Regions from separate parts of the Homo sapiens genome. Here all the other regions are linked to region 2. Evidence: chromatin contacts called from ENCODE Hi-C or POLR2A ChIA-PET data. All regions are on one chromosome and are shown on one strand. The core of a region is the stretch at or near the end of the contact, and the rest is flanking DNA. Distances in the headings are between cores, read along the strand shown. Region 1 overlaps CDK14 (cyclin dependent kinase 14). Region 2 holds the start of CDK14 (cyclin dependent kinase 14). Region 3 holds the start of CLDN12 (claudin 12). Region 4 overlaps CDK14 (cyclin dependent kinase 14).

Region 1 (3,166 bases), core at 366-2,865, 220 kb before region 2:
CCATCGTGTGATGTAAATAAGTTCCACTATATTAACTGCCCATGAAACAGCAAAATGTTTAATATCTGGTTAATCCATTTTTCCAGGACTTAATTGGTTATGTGTGAATCATTGCCAGACAAGTTTTGATTGTTTTCTAACACATTCACAGTTATGCTAGAGAGGACTGTGTGCATTTGACTAAGAAAGGAAATCTGGAGCAGGAGTTGGGGTAACAGTCTGCAGCTCCTGGCCAATCAACTAGCAAATCACTTCAGGGTTAAGTCTTAACTTCTATAATCCTGCCTCCGGGAAGCAGCACTTCCTAGTGTTAAGAGCTGTGCTTTAAGAGTCAGATGGGCTTAGGTGTGAATCTGTCTGGTAATCAATTCTGTGGGCTTACAGTCTGCTGGTTAGAAAGGGTAGATGGTGGGAGATTGGTTCCCTTACCCACCATGAACCATCCGGAATAATCCAAATGTATTAACATAAAACAGGCAGAGGAGAAGAGCTACTCCAGATCCAAATCAACCTTGGAAGTCCCTGAGAGTAGAAATGTTGAACTGCTTCCTAACGGCTTACAATCTTACAATTTAATCAAAGGCATTTAGAAAGTAACAACAGAGACAACCACTTACTAAGAGACTACTATGCATTTAGAACTTTTAAAAAATATTACACAGGTCATTCTAAATAAGCCAGCTCCACCAATCTGCTGTTCATCACAGAAACTGGATCAATTCTTAAAACAAACAAACAAACAAAAATTCCTACAGAAAAACTAATCTCAGTCTCTATCAAGAAAATTTTATAATCCTAAATAATTTTGTTACACCAAGTTAGCATCATTAAAACTGACCCCTGCTGTTGATTCCTGCCCATTCCAGTCTGAAACTTTAGGACAAAAAGGAAAGAGTGTCAAGCTCACAGATAACAGAACCACCGCCAAGTTCTGGCTTATTATTTTCTTTAATTCTATTTCTTGGGTCCTGTTCAGGTTGCTAGGGTTTTTAAAAGTACGATTATCAATTCGATTCTTACGGGTATACTCAAGGACTTGACTGAAATGGCATGTGTCCAAAATATATAAATGACCCATACTAAAATTTCCCTTAATTCTCTACTTCTACACTTTTCCCACAATGTACTATATGGTACATTTTCCCCACATATGCTATTAATTTTCCTTTTATAAAATTAAAATAGGAATTATTTGATAGTCTTTTGAAGAGTTCCACCACATTCCAAAATGTCAGGAGAAAATATAAAATACAGAGAGATCTGAATGACGTGTTTTTTGGCACTTCACACCAAGATCAGATATAATCTGTGGTGAGAGCTGTATTTTAACTAAGTGATTCACTGCCAGATCTCTGACCATCTTCTCTGCAGTGATGACTCATACGACTTTCACTCCTGATCTTGGTAGTTCAAACTACCTACTCGCTCTAGGACTCACTTGTTCTCTTGTAAAATGGTGGGAACAGATTACATCACCACTAATGCTCTTTTCAGCTTTTATATCCTCAGATTCAGTGATTTACTGGGATAAATGGTTATCACCTCAGTTTCAGTACATACCACATGAATTCAGTCACTTTGGCCCTAAAACTGTTGCCACGTCTGACTTCCCTGTTTCTGTACGTAGTCCTATCAACCTCAAACTCACCCTCGCTGAAGATACTCAAATCTTTCTCAGAATTTACTAATATCCCTGAACTGGACACAATCTTCAATATCTTGTTATATCTCCTCTTTCCCAGGATGACATTTTCTTACAGATCCCTGGGTCTCCTGACCAATCATCCCAAATGCCCTGGCCACATTAATGATCCAGTGTCAATAATTAAATTCATGCCAAAGTAACAAAAGGAATAGTAACAAACAACAAGTATAAAGAAAATAAGTCCTAGAAACTGACACCGCACAGAACAATACCCAGATTATCTTTTTAGTAGAATAACAGTGAACATCTGAGCAGCTCGAGTTTTCATTAGAAAACTTTCAGGAGCAACCCACACACCCTACTAGCAAGATATTTAATTCTCTCTATGCCAGCCAAACTGGTGGTGGTGTTGGTTGATGTGGAGTGGAAGTACTAGTCCTACTCCAGCCAGCTGCCCTGGCAGTTATGTCTTTCTCTGTTCATTTATGTTTATAGGAATTTTATCTACGTTTGAAGGCTCAGCCCAAATCCCATGTCTGCCATGACCACATCAGTGATCTCTAACTCTTTTCATTCAGAAACCACTATGGCCCTTTTTTTAAAAAAATTTTAAGTTCTGGGATACATGTATAGAACATGCAGGTTTGTTACATAGGCATACACGTGCCATGGTGGTTTGCTGCACCTATCAACCCATCTTCTAGGTCTTAAGCCCCGCATGCATTAGGTGTTTGTCCTGATTCTCCCCCTCCCCTTACCCCCCATCCCCGGAAAGGCCCCAGTGTGTGAAGTTACCCTCCCTGTGTCCATGTGTTCTCATTGTTCAACTCCCACTTATGAGTGAGAACATGCAGTGTTTGGTTTTCTGTTTCTGTGTTAGTTTGCTGAGAATGATGGCTTCCAGCTTCATCCATGTCCCTGCAAAAGACATGAACTCATTCTTTTTTATGGCTGCATAGTATTCCATGGTATACATGTGCCACATTTTCTTTATCCAGTCTATCGTTGATGGGCATTTGGATTGGTTCCAAGTCTTTGCTATTGTGAATAATGCCACAATAAACATATGTGTGTATGTGTCTTTATAGTAAAATGATTTATAATCCTTTGGGTATATACCCAGTAATGGGACTGCTGGGTCAAATGTTATTTCCGGTTCTAGGTCCTTGAGGAATTGCCATACTGCATTCCACAATGGTTGAACTAATTTACACTCCACCAATAGTGTAAAAGTGTTCCTATTTCTCCACAGCCTCACCAGCATCTGTTGTTCCCTGACTTTTTAATGATTGCCATTCTAACTGGCATGAGATGATATCTCATAGTGGTTTTGATTTACATTTATATAATGACCAGTGATGATGAGCTTTTTTTCATATGTTTGTTGATATGGCCATTTTCATTACTGCTTAAATTATATTGAAACACAAACTGCACTCTGGTTTAGTTCCATTTTGATGGCAATAGGAAAAGAGTTTGGATATTACTAGTCAGTGCTTGGTTCACACCACAACCCTTAGA
Region 2 (3,424 bases), core at 871-3,370:
AATCCACCAGCTCTTAGAAGACATTTTAACAAGAGTTGGATTCAAAAGGAGTTTCACATCACTAAATCTCAGTAAGCTAGAAAATCCAATTAACTATAATACCCCCATTTGCCAGCACTGTACTTAATCCAAATTTTACTGATTGTCGATCAAAACCTTGAAATTATTTAAATATAAGGAACTTTTAGATTAATGTCCTTGGTTTCTTACTGAGACTCAATTGCAATGAATTATTTAACACAAAACTGGAGGGGCTCCAGCAGAATCATTAGCATTAGTAAATATATAGTTAATGTGTTTTAGAACACGGCTTAATGGACTCCAGAACCCGCCTCTGCGACGGTTTGGGTCAGGGTTGAAACATCCTCGTTAATAATGCACACGACTCAACATTTCCCTCTCTCACACTCTTCTTGGCTTCAAACTTCATCTTAATGCAGGGACTCTCCACATGTATCCCTAATTCTGAAGAGTGAAATTAATATCCAATACATGCAATAAATAAAACTAAAGATTGGTTTCATACCATAACTTTACAGTCATCTGGGGAAAGATTTTGCATACCAACACAAAATTTTAAGTCGAAAGACAAAAAAAAAAAAAAAAACTTGGCTAAATTTCGATCCATTGTACTCTCTCACTTGAAGAAAGTTTGCATATCTTACAATGAATGGGTGGAAGGATATCTGTAACACTCATGTGCATCCCAGGGTTTTATTTTAAGGAATTAAGTACCTTTATGTTTAATTTCCATTAACACTTTCGTTAACATGGATGACATTTAAAACAAGTGAAACAAAGACTAGGCAGCTTCCTAGGGACTCGCAGGGGTTATCTTTTGTGTCTATAGCATTCTCTTGCTCAGGGCAGTTACATGTTATTAGTGAAAGTTGTGACAGTAGGGGAGGCAGCTAACTCTTCAGGTTAAAAGGGGTTTTCTATGCCCAGTACTCAAAATCTAACAAACCCATTCCACGTGATACTGCTGTCACCCTATTACAACCTGTGACATGCATTTATTCGTCACTGTCCTAAACACTGTTGGTCAGTTGGTTTGTTGTTTGGTTTAAAGACAACAGCCCCTGAGCTCTATTAAATGGAACAAGTTCGAGAGACATTCCTAAATGTCCAGACAACTCCACAGCGCGCATTTCTCTCCAGCAGCGGGAAGATTCAGAGACCTCGAGACTGAACACCCAAATCTCGCTTTCCAGGACCCGAAGTACCGAACAATAGGTCCCAAGGTAACTGTCCCACTTCCCTTTAGGTTGGATACGTTAAACAATACCAGGGCACAGTCTAACGTTTCACCAATTTCCAAAGCTAAATTACTGACTAAACGCCCAATATCCAAGCCTGTGCGCAAAAAATAACAAGTGGCCCAAGCAGCCGCGCAGCCCCTTGCGCGGTGGGGGCCGAGGGGTCCCCTCGCCCGTCCCCCACGCGCGCGAAAGGGCGAGCACTAGTGGCGGAGGAGGGGAGAACCCATATTGTAGGCTTGAGAGAATCTACAAATGAACCCCCAGATCCTGAGGAAGAGGGGTCTCTTTCCTTTACGTCCTTGCCCTCCCCCGGGTCCCTAGCACTGTGCCCTCGATCCCCGCCTACAACGCACCCCACGCCAGCCCCGCTGGCAGCTGCATGGCTGGTGCCAGGAACGCGGCGGGGGCGCAGGCCGAGGGGAGCGGGCGCTGGGGGGGCCGGGGGCAGCGCGCTACTCACCAATGCGACTGAAACTCTCCGACAAAGTTCTCCGCAACTTCTTCATCTTGCCGATCTTCTCGGCCGGCTGCGGCTCAATGAGGTCACACATCTGGGCGACGCGGAGCCCCGACAACTTCCCCAAACTGGTCCAGGCACAGCTCAGACAACGGCGAGGGCGCGCGCCGCGGGGAAAGCGGCGCCTCCTCCTCCACCACCTCCTCGGCGGGCCGGGAAGCGACGCGCAGGTCTAGGGAGGCGAGCAGCAGGCAGGCGGAGGACGGCAGGCTCCGCTCCGGCCTGGGCCGCAGCTGGGCGGGCGGGGGCGGTTTACGTGGTGCCGGGGGCGGCCGCGCTCGCCGCCGCCGTGGTGGCCCCGCGCCGCGCCGCCGCCGCCCGGCTCATTTTCCCTCCTTTGTAACGGAGAGAAGCGCGGCCGGCAGGGGGAGTGGTGCGGCCGAAGGAGGAGGCGGGGCGGGCCGGGTACAAGGTGCGGGAGTCGCCTGGCGCCGAGTGCGCGGGGCGAGGGCGAGTGGGCCGGCGGGAGAAGTTCTCAGCCCAGAGTTGCGGGCGCAGCGCAGAAGGAGCCGCGGCGCGGAACCGCCAGCCTGACAGCTCCTGCTGCCCTCCTGCTGCCGCCGCCACGCCCCTCCCTCGACGAAGGCCCCTGGGCGCGGGATCCTAGCACGACCTCGGCTCCCCGCTCGCCTCCCGCGTCCTCCGCGGCCCTCTGTGTCTGGCTCGCGCCCCGGCGGCGCCCCCTCCCGGCCGCGCCCCTCCCGGCCGCCCCCGCGCTCCTCCCCCGCCCCGCCCGCGCGCGGGAGGATCACGAAGGGACCGGGGTGGGAGCGGGCAGCGTCTGGGGACAGCGTGTTGGGCTGTGGGGAGGTTACCGAAAGGAAACGGGCCGAGTCCAGTTGTTTGAGCGGTTTTCTCCTTCCACGAGCGTGTGTGAAAAAGCGCGGAGTTCGGTGGAGGGCAGCTGCCAGGACTGCCTCCTGGACTGGGTGCGGTAAGGCCTTAGGGATGCATTCAGATGTAGGGTGCCTTATTTTGGGCCGAGAAAGCTGTCAAGTGAAAGATCCAAGGGGAAAGGTGGGCCTGGATTTTTTTGTTGTTGTTTGCGGTGGGTTTTTTGTTTGTTTTGAGGTCAAGTGCAGAAGCAGCGGAAGCTTCAACTGTAACCCTCCAGAAGGCAGGGATCATGCTGTTTCCCTCATCCTTGTCTCTGATCTTGGTGACACATGTAGGTGATTTCTGATAGGAATACCCAGTTCTGCAGTAAATAGCAGACACAGCCCTTGGTCTTTTTCTATTAAATTCTTAGAATATATTTCTGAATTGGGAGATTTAAAGGCTAAACAGATTCCGACCTCCTTTTCCCCCACCTCAAAAACAGAACTTTAAAAAGGAGTGGGGGAGGTGTTTATAAAATCCCAGGACAAACAGTTCCAGCAGCGAACACACATCGTCTTCATTCTGAAAAAACCTGGTGCGGCGTGAGTTCCAAACGTCAGTCTCCCAGGGGAGAGAGAAGGAAGGTGGGGGAGGGCTTGATTGTGTTGATCTGAGGCCAGCAAACTCCTTATGAATAGAAACGTTAGTAATCTTGAGTCATTTGGCTGTGTAAGTAATAAGAGCTTGTGAGGGTGTGACAATGCTGTTTGGCTTGTAGGAAATTTTGGGGAGTTTATGTTTTGTTAAAAGATTTTTATCTTAAAAA
Region 3 (3,114 bases), core at 468-2,967, 190 kb after region 2:
GGCACAAGAACCGCTTGAACCTGGGAGGTGGAGGTTACCGTGAGCTGAGATTGCACCACTGCACTCCAGTGTTGGTGACAGAGAGAGATTCTGGCTCAAAAAATAATAATAATAATAATTAGCCAGGTGTGATGGTGCACACGTGTTGTCCCAGTTTCTTGGGAGGCTGACATGGAAGGATCACTTGAGCCCAGGAGTTTGAGGACACAGTGAGTCATGATCATGCCACTGCACTCCAGCCTGGATGACATAGCAATGATCTGTCTCAAATAATAAAAAAAAAAAAATAAAAAGGCTGTTTATTCCTTAATTCATGCATTATATATGAGAAATATATAGAATATAGAAAAATACGTAGAAATAGAAGAAAAAAATTAACTCATCTTGTGACTTGAGAATATAGGAGAAATGAGGATGAAAAACACTTTGCTGTCTTGGGAATATATGATTGATATTTAATGAATGTTTTAGATCATTTTCATGACTACGGTGAAAGGATAAGGAAGGTGGTGAAAGACTGTGCAGTTGTCTTGGAAGTAAAAGAAATTTTCTTTTACATTTTTAAAAAAGGACACTGACAACAAGACCAGACAAAGTTGATCTGAATTCTGCATCCTGAAATTTGCAACCAGAATGCTTAAAAAAAAAATAGTTCCACCAATGGCTCAACCTGATACTTAAAGATGCTTCTATATATCTACTTTAAACATTAGCCACTTCCTCTTCAAATACCATTTATCTCAAACAGGTAGGATGAGAATGGAAACTCATTATTATGTGCGCCTGAGAGTTTCCTGGATTGAGGCGTTCATCACTAGCCCTATTACGATCATTATGTAGAATGCTCTCTGCAACTGGCTGCTCGGAGATTTCAGTCAAGTCCCCCCCAACCCCTCCCCCGCCCCAAATGTGTTTCTTGGGTTGGTATCAATCATAATTGCACACTCCAAAGTCAGAGGAAATCGTTTTACAATTAATAACGCACAATAGAATCCTTGAGCAATCATTTTAAGTGAGGTCACCAAGTCTGACCTTTCCCTAACGTGGCTATGGGCCCCTTACAAGGCCGGGTGCACAGAACTTACAGGAAAGCAAACCAAGCTTCCAGAGCAATCCGCATCCCCCTCCGCCCCCCTCCTCCCCCCTCCGCCTCCTCTCCTCCTCCCTCTTTTCGAAGAGCCCTGTGTGTGGTAGACCCAGACCTGGCAGAAGGAAGAAAACGCCCTACTAGTTAGAGCCAATGGAGAGAGACCGCAACAGTGACTGTTAACGCTCTCAGAGCTAGCCCATCCCTGCAACACTGAGTGGGTTTGAACCGCAAGCAGGTCATCATTACGCAACCAGCATCAGCTGGTTATTCAAAAATAGCAGCTTGGGCTCCCCCACAAACCCGCGCCAGCAAAGCTCCCAGTCCTTGGCGGCTCCGGCAACACACCTCGACATTTCCATACTCCTGTGTACAAAATAATTTTTTAAAGCCTTACCAAATACCTACTCAATTTTCACATCCACAGATGTGGTCAGCGTTTTCCAACGCTCCTGATTCTCCTGGATTTAGCCATTTTACATAAAATCCTCAGTTACTTATGCAAAAGACCCAGAAATCGGAACATCTTGACCACACCTACCTGCTTCTCACACGCAGGGCATTTTACTCGCCCACACTGAGGAGCCTCTTGGAGCGTCTCCCTCTCAGCGTCCCAGGAAGTGCGTTCCCAGCGAGGTACACCGGAGGCTTCTGGGAGCGCAGTCAGGTTTTCCCGTGGCCCTGAACGGCAATGCCCTGGATGGCTGGGACTACAATTCCCAGAATCCACTGGGCCGCCAGCCGCAGGCAACATCCTGCGACCACCTCCTGCCCTTCCCTTTCTCTGCCTCCACCTCCCCGGATTTCTCTTGCACCTTATGTTCCGTCTAGAATTGGGTTATCGGTTAAAGAAAAAAAAAAGGCAAAACGAAACAAAACTAAAAGTAGTTTTGAGTTGGATACCTAAGTACCCAGGTGACTTGAAGGTGACTTGCCCGTAGGAAGGTTAGCAAAAATTCTTAAATCTGGATTTTTTTTCCCCTCAAAGTGTTTATCTAGGCAAAAAGTAGAAAAAGAGCTCAAAGTCTAGAACCAAACAGCCCAGATTTGTATGGGGCTTTGCTGTGTATTGATTGGGTGGCCCTGGGAAAGTTATCTCTACATCTGGAGGTTATCTGGAAAAATGGGGATAAGATCACCCACATCATACTGTTGTCTTGAAAACTGAGGGACCTAATATAGCTAAAGTACAGTATAGCTAGCTATTAGATATTTGAACTAATTTTACTCTCCCACACAATTTCTACTGTCCTGTCCCTTTCTCTGTTGGCTTCTCTCCAATGTGAAGTCCTGCATTAGTGAATGAATATCTGAATTAAACTAAAAGATTCCAAAGTCCTAAATAGCAATGATCTGATTTTTTAAAAAATAAAGGATGCTGAAGTGTTGTGATGCCTACTACTTCGAAATGATCACACATACACACACACATACACACACACAAATGGATATAAAGTGTGGCAAAGTGTATAATTGTTGGATTCATGAAGAATATGTTTGTGGGTGTCTCTTGTACTATTCTTTCAAATTCTCTGTATCTTAGAAATTTTTCAAAATAAAAAGAAGAAAAAGTATCATAGTTTATACAAAAGGATGGCACCCATCCCAAGTAAGTATAACCTTGGCAAGTAAGGTAACCCCTTTGTGCCTCAAGGTCTCATCTGTAACAGTATATCTACATCAGAAAATTGTGATGAGGATTAAATGAATTACTACAGAGACAGTTACAACAGTATCTGACGCATAATAAGGACTATATGTTTGCTATTAGCATTTTCCATTTTGCGTTGCTCTAGTAACAATGAGACTATTTGTCAGAGACTTTTTAAAAAGGGAGGGTAGAGAGGCTACTATCAGTCCACTGCTACCTCCTTCTTATGTGTGATACTGCTTTAGAGGATGGATAAGGTTATCTAAGGCCAGAAGCAATCCGATCCCAAAGCCAGACTGGGAAATGTAATAATGAGGAAGAAAGATAGCATTGGGTGGTGAAAAGATTTCTGGGCTCCAGGCCAGCTCTGGCAATA
Region 4 (3,360 bases), core at 464-2,963, 130 kb before region 2:
ACTTTTTAAAAGAGCATTCAAAGAATAAGAAAGAGTTCATGGAAATAAATATTAGTATAATTAAAAATCCAATTGAAGGGTTAAAAATTAAAAGTTAAAAAAACCCAGAAGGTAGGAAAAAAAAGATTTAAAATAATAGGGAAAAGAAAAGGTAACTAGAAGATCAATCCAATAATGCCAACATCCAACTAATAAAAATGTTATCGTAAAAGAGAAGATTACAAAAAATTAAATAAACATATAAGAAAATTTTTGAAACTGAAAGAAATTAACTCAAAAATTGAAAACACCCATTGATACCAAGAAAAAGGATGACACCAGGGATGAAAAGAAAGTCCTAGAAAGTTCCACAAACAAAAAAGCAGATAAAGGATGAACTGGGAAACCAGAATAGTCTAGGGATTTCAATACAATCTAGGCACCTAGAAAACAATAAAACAAGGTATTCAAAAGTCTAAGAAAAAATTATTTTCTAAACTAAAATCACATACTTGGCCAGATTATTAATCAAGTAATCAACGACAGATAAAATCATAGTCATATGACAAACCCCCCATCACCCTTTCTCAAGAAGCTACTGCGAGGATGTACTTTAAAACAATGAAATAAACCAAGAACAAGAAAGACATGTAACCCAGAGAATGGGTATTTAACATTAAAAAAGGAGGAAAAAATTCTCAGAAAAGGACGCCTTATGACTATAGGATTAGAGGTTAACCAATCTATATTAAATTAGGACTATGAAGAACTGCCAGGGCAATCTCAGTGGGGGAGAAAAACTGATAGATTATCTGATTTGTTTTGGAGGCATTTTACAGTTTTGTCATATAGTTGCAGGCCTCAAATTGTGTTTAAAATTATCTTAATTTGAATGAAGGAAAAGTAGACAATGACAACTAAGAAAATGAAGAAGTTGTGCAAGGAAGGAAATTTATTCATAGCATACTTGTGGTTTCCCTGACCAAAATTTACATTATCATACAATTGTAAATAATGTATATTAATTTAAGCCAAAAAGTAGGAAAAAATGTATTTGAGAATAGAAATATAACAGAGAATATTCTCTCTTGGTGTGTTCCTTTCTAACTTGTAAATCACTAGTTATATCTAAAGTCTGTTTCCCTCTAACACTTCTTTCTGGACATTCTCTTCTTTCCTTTGGTCCTACTGAATCTACCCTACACAGATTTCTACTCCAGCATTTTCCATTCAGTACAGGGCTTTGTCCTGGAAAAGAACTTCAACTTGTCACTTTACAGAGTCACATGAGAAAGACTGGTGGAGTACCCCCCCAAAAAAAACTGGATTAACGCAAGTGAACAAATTTTGATATTTATTCTGCAATGAAATTCCTTGTGAATTTGCTAATTTCAAAACTATCCTTACTGCCTACACAGTAAAGTTCAATAACCTCTCCAAGGGTTTGAAATACAAAAGACTTTTAATTATAAATTCCTCTAACTAGAAACAATTAAGGGGGAAAAATGATTTTTCCAAAAATAAGTTGAATCATTTCATTCATTTGCTTGCTTAGTGCTTATAAATAAGGAGTCCATATATAGTTTGCTCTCTCTCTTCCAAAACATTCAACCACCCTGGGAGAGAATGCATAATAAGGCACTGATAAAGTTTCCTGCTGTCTTCCAGCACCGCATGCTATCATAAGAAGGCTATTCCTTCTGTTTACCCAGTGATAAACAAAAAGACTGCACTTACCGAGCTGGGGCTGGAGTGCCGCCTAACTTTAGGTGACTCTTTGCCAGTGGAGGAGGTCTTAAAGTTAATGCAAGCATTGTTCTCAGAATGCACCCTCTTTACTTGATTAGCTGGTTTCTCAAATGGGTCAAAAGTGCTCTGTGTCCTCTGAACTCTGACTTTTTTATCCTCAGGAATTGTGTCCAGGGGTTTGATCACTGAGTCCATTCCCTGGCAGTTCCGTGTAGACATCTTTGTGACACATATCTGAGAAAAGAAGAAATTAAATTCAGAACTCTTCACTGCAACTTTAATATCACTAAACATGCCAATATATAACTCTAGAAAGCATGCCAATTTCAGTTTCAGGAAATACCCAAAAAGCCCACATTCTAAAAGCTGCATCAGCATAAATTACAGTACAAAAAAATCCTCACAATCATTGTGTTTACACTTAGATCTCACACTAGAGCTTACACTAAAAAATCTACCTCTAAAATGAGAAACTTAAGGCCCAGGCTGCTAGTAGTACCCTAACATGATTCTTGAACTCTGTCACACGTTTTACCATCTGACTGGAAGTGGTTTATTTCTGAATCATTAAGAGGTTGGGTAACTAGCCTTAATTTAAAAAACAAAAAATAGGCAAATCAGATGGACATTAACTGATGGGTCATCGTGTAAGCAGCTAACCTAGGCTAGAGAAGGAAAGGGCATTATGTTGTTTAAAAGTTTTATGCATGAATATGTATGCTTAAAATCTGTCCCCATCTTGATTTCATCTCCAAATTGGAATGAATGGAGCTAATGGTTAGAGATACTGAAGAACTGAGGACAATGGTGGGGGTTTCCTTTATTTCAAAGCTAATGGATAAAAAGAAATAACATTGTAAAAGAAAAACACCAAAAAGCATTCATTTCAAAATTTGGTTTACATTATTCCACTAGACCTCCACCTCCTTCCCTTCTTCTTCCTTCTTCACCCATTCTCTTCTCACCCAGCCTTCCCCACCCTCTCATTTTATTTCAGTCTCTGTGATTTTTGCTCCTTGCTTTTTACTTTAGTTCTAAGCCTGTCATTCTCCCGATACTCTGGAGACTTTGTTGTCTTTATTCAATAATTTGATGGCCTCTGGCTTGTCTGTAAAGCTAACTAATTTAATTGTTCTCTCTAAAGAAAATATAACTCTAAATAAAATTGTTTTTAGAATGCTTTTCTTCTTATAAAAAGTTCCCACATCCCTATATGCTATCAAAAGCAGAAAAACCGAAGATATTTATGAAAAGCCCACACTGTTAAGGTAAAAATACGAAGTTTTTGAATACACACTTTGGGTCCGTGGTTGGTTGAGTATGTGCATACAGAACCCACAGATACACAGAGCTAATATGTATAGAATGACTCCATGTGGGGTATAAATGCGGCTATGTATATGGATAGATATAGACAGATACAGATATAAATACAGACACAGATGCATAGATATAGATATTTGTGAGTGTATGAGCATGGTGAAAAGTATACAGGAAAACACACCACCAAACTATTAACATCAGATATCTCCAGACATGTGGAATTGAACGGGCAAGATTAGCAATTTTTGGTACACTCTTGTGTGAATTTTATAATAAATATTCCAACATATGTAATGTTTTAAAAACCAC

The links. Hi-C counts contacts between places; a loop is a spot of excess contacts on that map. ChIA-PET counts read pairs that join two places held with the same protein, here RNA polymerase II (POLR2A). Pooled maps may share reads with other maps.
Region 1: a loop to region 2 is called in a map of chondrocyte, with 2.2 times the contacts of the local background. The contact joins the enhancer-like site here to the promoter of CDK14 in region 2. A Hi-C loop is called at or near these places in 1 of 168 maps with a recorded cell type or tissue (chondrocyte), 1 of 37 single-sample maps with no recorded cell type and 5 of 50 pooled maps. POLR2A ChIA-PET finds 5 or more read pairs at or near these places in 1 of 52 experiments (MCF 10A).
Region 3: a loop to region 2 is called in a map of B cell, with 11 times the contacts of the local background. The contact joins the promoter of CLDN12 here to the promoter of CDK14 in region 2. A Hi-C loop is called at or near these places in 2 of 168 maps with a recorded cell type or tissue (B cell and ascending aorta), 6 of 37 single-sample maps with no recorded cell type and 14 of 50 pooled maps. POLR2A ChIA-PET finds 5 or more read pairs at or near these places in 2 of 52 experiments (AG04450 and activated T-cell).
Region 4: a map of Right ventricle myocardium superior shows a loop between it and region 2 (2.5-fold over the local background). The contact joins the enhancer-like site here to the promoter of CDK14 in region 2. A Hi-C loop is called at or near these places in 5 of 168 maps with a recorded cell type or tissue (Caco-2, Right ventricle myocardium inferior, Right ventricle myocardium superior and 2 more), 7 of 37 single-sample maps with no recorded cell type and 11 of 50 pooled maps. POLR2A ChIA-PET finds 5 or more read pairs at or near these places in 1 of 52 experiments (OCI-LY7).

The regions. Positions count from the first base shown.
Region 1 is chr7:90,815,165-90,818,330 of GRCh38, reverse strand. The region is part of intron 5 of CDK14 (cyclin dependent kinase 14); the gene reads right to left. Among named protein-coding and RNA genes, the nearest start is that of CDK14, 220 kb to the right of the region's middle. Within about 2 kb of position 1,615, at least 5 of the 41 ENCODE cell types and tissues checked have a DNase peak (open chromatin) inside an H3K27ac peak, as active enhancers do.
Region 2 is chr7:90,595,017-90,598,440 of GRCh38, reverse strand. It overlaps CDK14 (cyclin dependent kinase 14), which reads right to left and starts at 2,120. Exons shown (of 15, transcript NM_001287135.2): 1 at 1,723-2,120. The coding sequence starts at 1,813. RefSeq lists silencers at 1,483-1,532, 1,593-1,792, 1,983-2,292, 2,313-2,512.
Region 3 is chr7:90,402,064-90,405,177 of GRCh38, reverse strand. It overlaps CLDN12 (claudin 12), which reads right to left and starts at 1,717. Exons shown (of 4, transcript NM_001185072.3): 1 at 1,629-1,717. RefSeq lists an enhancer at 1,012-1,537.
Region 4 is chr7:90,725,169-90,728,528 of GRCh38, reverse strand. CDK14 (cyclin dependent kinase 14) reads right to left here. Exons shown (of 15, transcript NM_001287135.2): 3 at 1,717-1,962. Among named protein-coding and RNA genes, the nearest start is that of CDK14, 130 kb to the right of the region's middle. Within about 2 kb of position 1,713, at least 3 of the 41 ENCODE cell types and tissues checked have a DNase peak (open chromatin) inside an H3K27ac peak, as active enhancers do; they include OCI-LY7, where a contact is called at or near this core.